Linked DNA regions of Homo sapiens: region 2 is linked to region 1. A link is a loop called in an ENCODE intact Hi-C map of the cell type or tissue named here. Cell type or tissue: mammary epithelial cell. All regions are shown on one strand. Links, peaks and the distances in the headings refer to the core of each region. The heading gives the core; the rest is flanking DNA. Region 1 overlaps ABI3BP (ABI family member 3 binding protein). Region 2 overlaps ADGRG7 (adhesion G protein-coupled receptor G7).

What was found. A loop is a pair of places that touch in the nucleus more often than their neighbours do. Peaks named below come from ENCODE experiments on the same cell type or tissue, not always from the same donor. Only the 100,000 strongest peaks of a DNase experiment are listed, where the experiment ranks them.
Region 2: it touches region 1 in a loop (5-fold over the local background); 4 of 110 quality-filtered maps call a loop at or near these places.

The regions. Positions count from the first base shown.
Region 1 is chr3:100,793,962-100,799,353 of GRCh38, forward strand. It overlaps ABI3BP (ABI family member 3 binding protein), which reads right to left. Exons shown (of 68, transcript NM_001375547.2): 52 at 2,448-2,507; 53 at 1,843-1,890; 54 at 962-1,042. LOC124906260 (a long non-coding RNA gene) reads left to right here. Exons shown (of 2, transcript XR_007095986.1): 2 at 1-5,392. Among named protein-coding and RNA genes, the nearest start is that of TFG, 87 kb to the left of the region's middle. RefSeq lists an enhancer at 2,166-2,335 and a silencer at 4,144-4,438. In mammary epithelial cell, for the core only: a CTCF peak has its summit at 2,804 (motif pointing left); no DNase peak of the experiment used is centred there.
Region 2 is chr3:100,648,450-100,653,841 of GRCh38, forward strand. ADGRG7 (adhesion G protein-coupled receptor G7) reads left to right here. Exons shown (of 16, transcript NM_032787.3): 11 at 1,246-1,358. Among named protein-coding and RNA genes, the nearest start is that of ADGRG7, 42 kb to the left of the region's middle. RefSeq lists an enhancer at 2,537-2,586. In mammary epithelial cell, for the core only: a CTCF peak has its summit at 2,498; a DNase peak (open chromatin) is centred at 2,982; H3K27ac peaks cover 341 bases.

The sequences.
Region 1 (5,392 bases), core at 223-5,222:
AACTTACCCATCCTTGTTTCTCCAGGCAACTACCTGCTTATCAGTTTAGTCTAACTGTCATTCCTTGCCCTGTGCCTCTTTCCCATCTGTCCGTAACTTCAAAGAACCATTTGCATCTTTGACTGGTCAACTTTCATTCCAACTTGAAGACCCAGTGTAAATGACCCTAATCTGAGAGGCCTTTCCTTATTTCTCCAGGTAGTTTGTTTGTTCAACATGTTGCTCTTTTCTCTATCACACTCATTGTAATTAGTATAACATTGATGTTAATCCTAGGCACCCTGTCGGCTGAGTGTGTAGATTCTAATCCTGGCTCTGACACCAGCTGTTTCACCTTGGCCAAACTTTTAAACCCTCTACGCCTCAATTTTCTAATCTGTAAAATGGAACAAGTAATAGAACTTACTTCACAGAGTTACATGGTTTACATTTTAAAAAGGCATGTAGTGTATTGGGTGGCACAGAGGCTGCAGTATTATAACCAAGTCCTGTCTTCATATTAGAGGGTGAGCCCTCTAGTGTAAGGACTCCTCTTTAAAAGTTTCTTGTTAGAACTGCATCACCTAACAGTGCACCCAGTAAAGGCTTAATAAATACTAGATAAGTAATTTTTCTTCCCAAATGCAGTTTAAAATACAGAAAAAGCAACAAAAAAGAACAGCATTGATTTAGGAACATTTTTCTTTTTAGAATACTTAAAATTCTTAAGTATTCTAAATCACACTTAATCACCAGAGCCAATTTAACACATCTTAGATGTGTTAAAACATTCTCATTTTATATTGAAAATCAGCATAAATATTAGGACAAATACACAGTTAATGTAAAAGTATTGAGTGAAATGGATTTTTAAATAACCTATTATTTAGAAAAAATCTGTGAACATAATGTATTATGGTTACTTTAAGGGAAATTCCTAAAAGGCAAGCTCTCTTTGAACAAATATTAAAACGAAATTTACCCAGAGTGGTCTGTAGTTCCTCTTGACTAGGACTTGGGGAAATCATGGGTATAAAAGGGATGCCTCGTGTCTCTAGAGGAGCTGCAAAAAGAAAAGGACCAAGGTTGTAAATTTTTAGATTCAAAGCCAGCACCAGACCAGATTGGTATTACATGAAATTCCTTCATTTGAAGTAGAAAAAGGAAAGAAGAAAGTTAAGTGTGCACACGACTTTCAGAAAAATGACTGCGGAATATTAGAAAAATGGTTCTCAACTGTTTTTCCACCAGGACACATACTACATGACATTCTGTTCTTGAACCAATCCATCAGAATGGCTGGTTGAGATGGGGTGTGGGTTAGACACAGTCCTGGACTATTGGCTGTAGCTCTGTCCCTCTCTCCCCCGTTCAAGAGAGCATGCATGATTACCAAATGAGTGAGAATATCATCATTGTTGGTATCATCTCCTTGAGTCTGCTTGAGTAGACTCAAGTAACAAATCACTGGGAATTTTCAGTATTTTGACCAATATTGATAATTACTTGCAGTATCTTTCAAACTTACCACATACTAGTATGTTACATTACAGCTGAGAACCACTAAACCAATGGAAATTGTTAAATGGGCACCATTAGTAAACATACTGGACTCATTTTGAAACATGGAGATAGATGAAGTAAATGAAGATGTATTCAGTAATGTCTTAAGGTGGTCTTCAAAGCAAACCCATTACAACACTGAAATAATTGCTTTTCTGTTTTGGAAAGAGTAATAATAATGAGAATGAAATGATGAATGGATTGAGAAGAAATGATGTTTCAACAGGATCATTTGAGAAAGGCCTGCAATCTTGATGGTAGCAAAGAAAACAGAGTTGGTCAATATGGGAAAACCATTACCTATTGTTGTCTTTGGTGGCTCAAATCTAAAGGTAACAGGCTGCAGAACTATGCCAAAAGCAAGCCAAAGGAACATATTTATGAGAATTACTACCTGGCAAAGTCAAAATAGTTTCCTTATTTTTTAGATGCATTGATTTAATAATTTAAATGTTCTCTAAGAATTGTAATAAATAAGAGAAAATTCTTCACATTAGATGCCAATCAGAGAACTTAGTTTAACTAAAACTTTGAAGTTCTCATTCACTGTCACTTTGGGGAAAATTTCGAGTAGGCACCCACTTTTTTTTACTTAAAAGTACATCCATAGTTGTAATGTAGCTACATTTACATTTTGAAAGGATATAAGCGTTGGCTTAGTTAACAATGATATTTATAATTTTAGCGTGATCTACTCAATGAACCTATATACTATTCCCTCACTTCACCAAGGAAAAATATTTCAACCAGATGATTCAATTTACCCACAAGAAATATGCATTTTATACCCATATTTTTTCTCTAAATTTCTTCCATATCACAACCATTAAAAATATATTTACTTCAAGAATTTTTTTTTTTGAAAAATATACTTCTTAGCCAGAAGGATGAAATAATTAATTTACCAGGTTCGCTCTGAGAGACCTCAGGGTATGGTTTATGAGGAAGGAGCACATCTTTTGGAGCTGAAAGAAAAAGATTATAAAACACTGCATACTCTAAATAACCCAACTGGAGTGAGCTTAACCCACAGATATAAAAATCCCAGAAAGCATGAATGAAGCAAAAGTATTTTTACAATGGTTAATGACCAAAGTTGAGAAGATGCCTGTTTTCTTCAAAATGGAAAAATGTTACCGTGCAGGGAAGGTTCTGGTGGCAGTGAAACAGAAACGAAGTCAGTCACAGTTCATTTTGAAGTCTTCCTTGAGGAAGAGGAGGAGATAGCTAACATAATTAAACAATGAGGTAGAGCTCCCTCAAGTGGCTTTCAAAATAGAAAGTCAGTTTTTGCACAAAGTGGTTAGCTGCTGTTTGATATTCATGCTTAAAGTCCACTAACAGCAACAAAAAATATGTATCTTAGATAAAGTACAAAAGTGGCTACAAATTGGGGGAAACAATAAGAAATGGAAAAATCTTGAATATGTAAGAAGATAACACAGTCTTATTCTAAATGGCACTTACCGTTGCTGGGGGGAGAAAATGAAGCAAAAGGAATCAGCTAGTCATTAGAAGATACCACATGTAAAGTTAATGATAGTGCTTGTTACTTAGTAAATGATAGCTGTTGCCATTTTTGTCTTCTTTAGTGATGTGGCTTCCAGTATATTAGGTGTCAAGCATGCTTGACATAAGCATATGAAAACAAGACAAAAATGTCAGCTGAACAATAGGCCTACTCGTATATGCAGTGCCTGAAATCCAGTATATTTTTTAATGTTTGTGTTCTATTTTAGCAAAATTAAACAGTAGATTGGAAACTTGGTACCGTATTTCTCAGTGGGGAAAATATTAGGGTGATTTGTCTATTTGTTAGTACCAGATTTCTGCAACAAAATCTCATTCCACAAATAGTGTAAAGTACTTCAACTCAGTTTCCCCACAAACCTACCCAGGCCTACTCTCTCAATGAAAGGTTTTCCTACCACACTAAACCTTTCATACACACCAGTGTCTTTTTGTCAGGCAATGTAATTTCCTTGCATCTTATATAATGCTGGAAAAAAAATTATGATTCAGGCTAGAACTCTGCCTCAGAAGAAAGATGAAGAAACTGTTTTTTTTTTTTTTTTTTATTATGAGGTGGCCAAGCACCACTTTACCATTAGTGGAGAAATAGGTTATATAAAATGAACAATCTCTTTTTATTGTTTTTGGGAATCATGTTTAACTTGCATGCCACATCTGTTCTTAGACTAGGCTGCTAAGTATTAGTGAAATTACAATTGTGAAAACTGGTACACTGAACAGAAACTTGACTCAGAACTTTTATGAGCTAAAAGGTAACATCCAAGGGAATTTGAAAATATGGATTGTTTTCTTAAAGAAAAAAGGAAACTTTAAAAAGATTAGTGGTTGATAAGGTAGAGAAAGCCCACCACAATAGTGAACATTTTGCTTTTGCATGTGGTTTTTTTTGGGATTCAAATAGTAACATATGAGAAATTTCCAGCTGTAAATGAAACAAAATGTTTATCTTGAGGCTGAAGAAGGCACTTTGATTTAGCTCTGTGAAGGCCATGAACATTCAAAGCAGCCTTTAGTTTATAAATACTCTAATTAGTTACAGTACTACACCAAACAAAAAGGAGCTGGGATTAAGGAAAGGAGAAGCTGAGAAGAGATGTGGTACTAATAAATCCACCATACTGTAAATACATTATTCACTGCTGCTCTAGTTTACTGAGGAATTTAGGCTGGGGTAATGTGGATTCCAGCTGCTAAAATTGGCACTTTTCTTTTTAACCGTGAAGTGATGATTTAATAAACTGTCATAGCAGACTTCCTAAGCAGGTGAAATCAGTGGAAAGGAAAGAAATAGAAATATTTACAGGAAAGTAATATGAATCATTCTCCTACTTGGTCAACTACAGCTCCAAGAAATTCAAGTTGTTTTTTCTTTTTTTCCTATGTGGCATTCCTCTGTATGTTAAATTGAACAAGAGCACGGTCCCTAAAACGTACATCTTTCATGCTGGGAGAAACTCATCAATGAAAATAATGATGACAATTTTCTGAGAAAGCAGTTTTGATTTCTTTATAATAATATTTACTATTATTATAATTTTAGATTTAATTATATTAACCAACTTATACCATTTATACTAACCAATCTGTCTTTTTGAATAAAGTGTGCCACTCCAAAGAAAAGCCAACACAAGTAGGAATGCACAATGTCTGTCATAGATAAACGTAAATGAATGTGCATGAATGTTTTGATAGAGTTAGAAAATAATTAATGTGTTTGCTTTTGATAAAATTAGAATATGAAGTCTGCAATAAGGTTTACCCTGGCAATAGGCTACAAAGAGACTGATTCTCTTAAAAAAGTAAGACATATAGACTACATACCATATTCTATTCCTTTAATCTATACTCTCTATTCCTTTATTCTAACCTTGTACCATTAGGTCCAGTCTGAGTCTGAGAGGAAGCCCCGTTGGAGGCTACCTGCTGGCTTTCCCTGTGCTCTTGGGCCACCCTCCCTTCTATCTCATTTGAGGCCTTTTACTTTCCATTATTTCTGTTATATTTTTCTCTATTTGTCCATGTTTTCATTTCTCCATGTTACTTCCCCTCTACCTACAAAACAGCTCGAATGCTCTAATATCTTTAAAAAAAATCATTTCCTTGACATGGCTTCTCCTTCAAACAATCCCTCTCTCTTGCTCTCATTCCTTTAATAAAAAAACTATATATCTGCCTTGGCTTCCTCACCTTTTAGATGTATTTTCTTCATCCACTGTGGTCCAGCCTCCACTCATTTCCTGCAACAGTGCCTTCATCATATTCTTAGGTCCAGAAACTCTGAAAGCTGAGTTTTCTCTTAATCTATTCAATAGCAAAA
Region 2 (5,392 bases), core at 201-5,200, 150 kb before region 1:
ATGTGTATTTTGTTTTTATTTTATTTCTATAAAAGCAATACACAGGCATTGCATAAAGCATGAAAGTATGCACCAAACAAAAATATACTGATATGGAAAAATGTTTATGAAAAAGTAAAATGGCAATTCAAGCATAATGCTATTATGTTAGCAAACCCCTGTATGTTTGTGTAAGAGACATAGATAGTATTTTTAAGCATGTAAGAAAAAAAGACAGGCTCTCAAGAGGTAGGTATGGTGTGGGGTAGCAGGCAGTATAAAGGAACATATGCTTCTTTATTATGCCTCTATATTCCTTTCATATTTTACAAATAAGAATACATTGCTTTTCTAATTTTAACAACTTAAAAAAATCAGAAAGTACAGATAAGCAAAATGAACTATACATATCCAACCCACCCTGTGACCACCACCACTACCTCACCAGATTTCTAAGATTACATACTCATATGGTACATATTTTCATATATATATACACACGCAAACATGTTGAGAGATATATAGCTATATTACATAAAAATAAGGCTTCCTTTAAAAAATTAACAGGGTATGAGCATCTTTCCATATTTATGAAAATATTTCTGCAACTTTATTTTTAGTGCATCAATTTAGATATACTTAGAGTCCAGTTACACATAAAAATAATGTCATGAATAAGTGAGGCAACTTTTGACAATTTAGATCTAATTCAAACAATTTTGATTTTAGACATCAAGGAAAAGTATAAATAGTTGACTTGTGAACCACATGGGACAGTATGGGTCCACTTAATATGTGGATTGTTTTCAATAAAAAAGTCTGCCCTCCACATTGGCAGGTTCTGCATCCATGAGGAAACGTAGATGGAAAATAACAGTATTTTCAGAGTGCAAAACTGGTATATGCAGGTCAGCTTTCCACATCAGCAGGTTGCACAGGACCAACTGCAGGACTTGAGTATCCATGGCTTTTGGCATCTGCAAGTTGTTCTGAAACCAGTCCCCCTGCAAATACCAAGACATGACTGTATATTTTTCCTTAACTGAATTAGTTAGATAATTATTCTCAAGCCTGTATACTTCAGGTAAACTGCTCAGCAATAAGGGGTTAATGTATTTCGCTTTTAAATATATCATGAGCTTTACAAAAGGAAGATATATCTGGCAACTGTCTGGTTATTTTGACCCATGTAACTCTGTGATGTTGACTTTCATTAACACTTCAGGGATGACTAATTAAAAATATGAGTCTTACCTTGTTTTTCAGACTTTCAAAAAGGATTATCAATATCCCAAATCACTTGACATATTATCCAACGTTGGATGTGCACTGTCTGTTACTGGTCTGGCTCTCACAGTTATATTTCAGATTGTCACCAGGTAAGAGCAGAAGCAGGCTCTTTTCAGAAGAGAAATTGCTATCTTGATATAATTTACTCTGAGAATTCTCATGAGTAGTGTCTTTGAACTAGGCAAGAACTCAGAGAGGTACTTATTTTACAGAGGAGGACATTTAGGCCTGGAAAGGCTAAGAAATACACACAAATAAATACGTAATTACAAATTGTGGCAAGTGCCTTGAAAGAAAATTATATGCCACTTATTTACAAGTTTGTCATGTAAAATTTATGTGGTCCTGCAGCTCATTAATGCTATAATTCCTCAGTGTTGAATAGAACCATGCCTAGCAATTTGTATTTGTTAAGGAAAGAGACATTGCAAACAGCAATTTTTTAAAAAAGTAATTTAAAAAATATATCAAGCTTTCAAATGGTGAAACGTTTTTCAAAAATATAGTTTTCAAATGGTGAAAGTTTTTGAATCCCATACATTAAATTCTAATTTTAAATAATGACCTATAAACAAATACTTCTCTCCACCTTGACCCCTTCATTTGAGGTCCAATTTTGTATCCCATTCATTATTTTTTGTCACATGCTACATTTTTTTAACTGCCTGCGGTCTTTTAGAAGCTTGTTCATTTATTAATTTACTCCGTTTACTGTGTGTTTCCTCTGTCAACTTCACATTTCATGTTTGTTTGGTCTTTCATGACATTGAAATTTTTCAAGCATCCAGGCCAGTTACTTTGAAAAATGTTCCACAATGAAGATTTGTCTGAAATTTTCCTCATGAAGAGATGCAGGTTAATTATTTTTGGTGGGAATACTGCAATCATGGAATTTTTTTTAGTGTGACACAACAAGAAGTGCGTATCAGTATGTCCCATTATTGTTGGCTGTAAGTTTGATTCCTCGTTTAAAGTGATGTCTGCCAGATTTCCACATTTTTTCCCTGTGTAAATAATAGATGACTCGTGGGGTGCCACTTTGAGGCTGCATGATATCCTGTTTCCCAAAAATCTTTTACTTAATGATCTTGTTACTCATCCTTACTGGAACAAATTATTACATTAAGTGGTTGAAAAATGGTGATTTTTCTAGGCTATCACTCTTTCTATATTTGTTTGCTATACTCTTTTGTAAAAAGCATACTTCCCAGTGTAGCCAGAGGGAGCCCCTTCATGTTGTTTTGCCACGTCTCAGTCTTTAGTCACTTCCTTATTTCAATCAAAAGCAAAATGATCATCTTTCACTTTCTCTGCCTCATACCTGAACCAGCCATTTCTCCAAAGAGCCAGAATTGTTTTCGATTCCTTTTCTTCCCCTTTTCACATTAAATGAGTCTCTTGCCATTCATTTAAAAGTTTTATAGTGAGTGCTTATGTTGTAAGGAGCTGAATACAAAACTATGAACAGACAGATAATCTCCCATCTCTCATGAAATATACACTGTTGGGGGGAAAAGGCAGACATTATAAAAATATCTACACAACTGAATATTACAAATTGTGGTAAGTGCCTTGAAGGAAAATTACATGTTTGTCATGTAAAATTAAATGCCTCTTAAATTTGTCTCATTATTTGTATTTCTACCATCACCACAGTTGTACTGACAATTATTTGGTCCCATAGGGATGAGTCATAGTTGCTGCATAACTAGTTTCTTTGCCAAAACCTCACTCTTTTCATTTGTCATCAGATTTTTTTCCTCTTTCATCAATATGTTTTCTAGCACAATTATGCAACCAAAGATACCACTAAAATTCATCAGGAAACAAAAATAAAAATAAACACCAGGCATGGAGGCTCACACCTATAATTCCAGCACTTTGGGAGGCCAAGGCAGGAGGATTGCTTGAGCCCAGGAGTTTGAGACAAGCCTGGGCAATACAGCAAGATCACATCTCAAACAAATTTTTTTTTTTAAAGAGAGAAAAAACAAAACAAAAATAAAGACAAAATTTTATTGATTTTAAAATCCTGAATTATAAAATTTTCTTTGTTCTTGGACAGGTTCCCATATAATAATAATGCACAGAATACAAACAGTCCCCTACTGACCATGGTTCAACTTACGATTTTTCAGCTTTAAGATGTTGCAAAAGTGATAGCATTCAGGATGTTTCTTGATTTATGATAGGGTTATGTCCCAATAAACCCATTGTAAATTGAAAATATGGTAAGGTGAAATGATATTTTTAGTTTTCGATGGGTTTGTTGTGATGCAATCTCATTGTAAGTTGAGGAGCATCTATATAGTAATAATCTATAAGAAGGGCCAGGCTATTTGAAAATCACCTCTTCTTCCTGTGGATTATAATTGATAAAATTAGATAAAAACTAGACTCTAATCTTACTTTTATATAAAAAGATTCTTCTGAGTACTTTTTGCAGTTCTGGTCATTAAACCTCTCAATAGATTTAATGAAATTTTGAATTGTCCAGAAATCTCAACTAAAATGTCAAGCAGATGGACTGAGTTCTGTTTGAATGAAAGCTTTTTTGTTCAGTGTGGGAATCCAAAGATCAAGCGAGGTCATGATGAAACATCGTAAAAACATAAAGAATACATAATGGGCAAATAGACTTCATCAAATTATGAGTTATTAAGAATAGAGAGGCATTTGAAGGTTAGAACTTTAGGCATAGTAATAAACCTGGGAAATGGTATTCCAAGAGGTCTTGCAGTCTGAAAAATCCAGAAGGCTTTAGATGGTAGTGAGTAGAGATTTTATAACTTTTATTGGCGAGGAACTGTCTGCCATAGTGTACATGAAAGTGTAACATGCCTTTAAGGGGATATAAGGATATATCTGCCTTTAAGCAATAAGGAAAATAATACATGTACAAAAAAGAATATCACATTTTACTTCTGAAATCAACTTTATTAAGAGAAATCTTGCATTCTCTGCCAATCTGAAGATATACATGTGGGCTAGCACAGAATATATACATGAACTACACACACCACACCATACATACACACACACCACACCATATACACACATACACACACACACACTCATACACATTCACTCATACTGCCTTCTGAAAATTGCTGGTAAACAAGGCCGGCCTGCAGACAAAATAAGAGAAACAGCTGCTCTTTTAGAGCAAAGACATTAGGTAAGCATGAGAAGGGAAAAAAAGGCAATTTTAAAGAGCACTTGGTTGTACACCCAGAAATTATATCTTCCAATAAAGGGATAGTCCTTCGGAATGATTTACATTCAAAATGTGGTTCAGGACATCTTGACCATCTGACAATCAGCAAGCATTTCCCAAAATGTGGTCCTTGAAACATTAGTCCAAGGGAGATTCTTGATGAAAATAAGGTTCTGAAAAGTCTTGCAGAAAAGATATGTGAAATATTGTTATGTATAAACCATTTAAAAAAGCAGTAATCATTAGTCTACTTAAATTATAAAGAATAGCATCAGTAACAATAGGCCATGAAACAAATTAAAAATATTTTTACCTAATTTAAATCTTCATGTAAGCTTCATTCTTTAAACGTAAAGTAAGCTGAATATTACCTAATTTTGTTTTAAAGCTGTTACACTGTTATGGGAAATTATTAAAAAATTGTATTTGGCCTTATTTTAAAATGTATAAGTGACTTTTAAATATAAATTACATTTTAAAACTCAAGAGACTTTTTCTCTACATTTAAACATGAGTTCATCTACTAATGTGCAGAGTTTTCTATTATAAAAATTTTAAAACTCCATATAGGGCCTCTTCTACAGATGGCCTTCACATAAGCTTGCAAATCTACAGTAGAACTTATTACCTCATGTTATATTAAAAAAACTGCCCCAAAACTCAGTGGATAGAAACACATATTATTTCTAATGATTTTGTGGCTTGTCTGGGTTCAGCTGGGTAATTTTTCTACTGGTCTTGCTGGAGTCTTGCAGTCAGATGGCGGCTGGGCCAGAGTCATCTGGAGGTTCACCTAGGATGCTGGGGCAGCTGCATCTTTCTCCCTCTCCATACAGTCTCAGAGGACTTTCATGCAATTTTTTTTTTTTTCAGCGAGGTGGCTGGGCTTTTTACACAGTGGCTCAG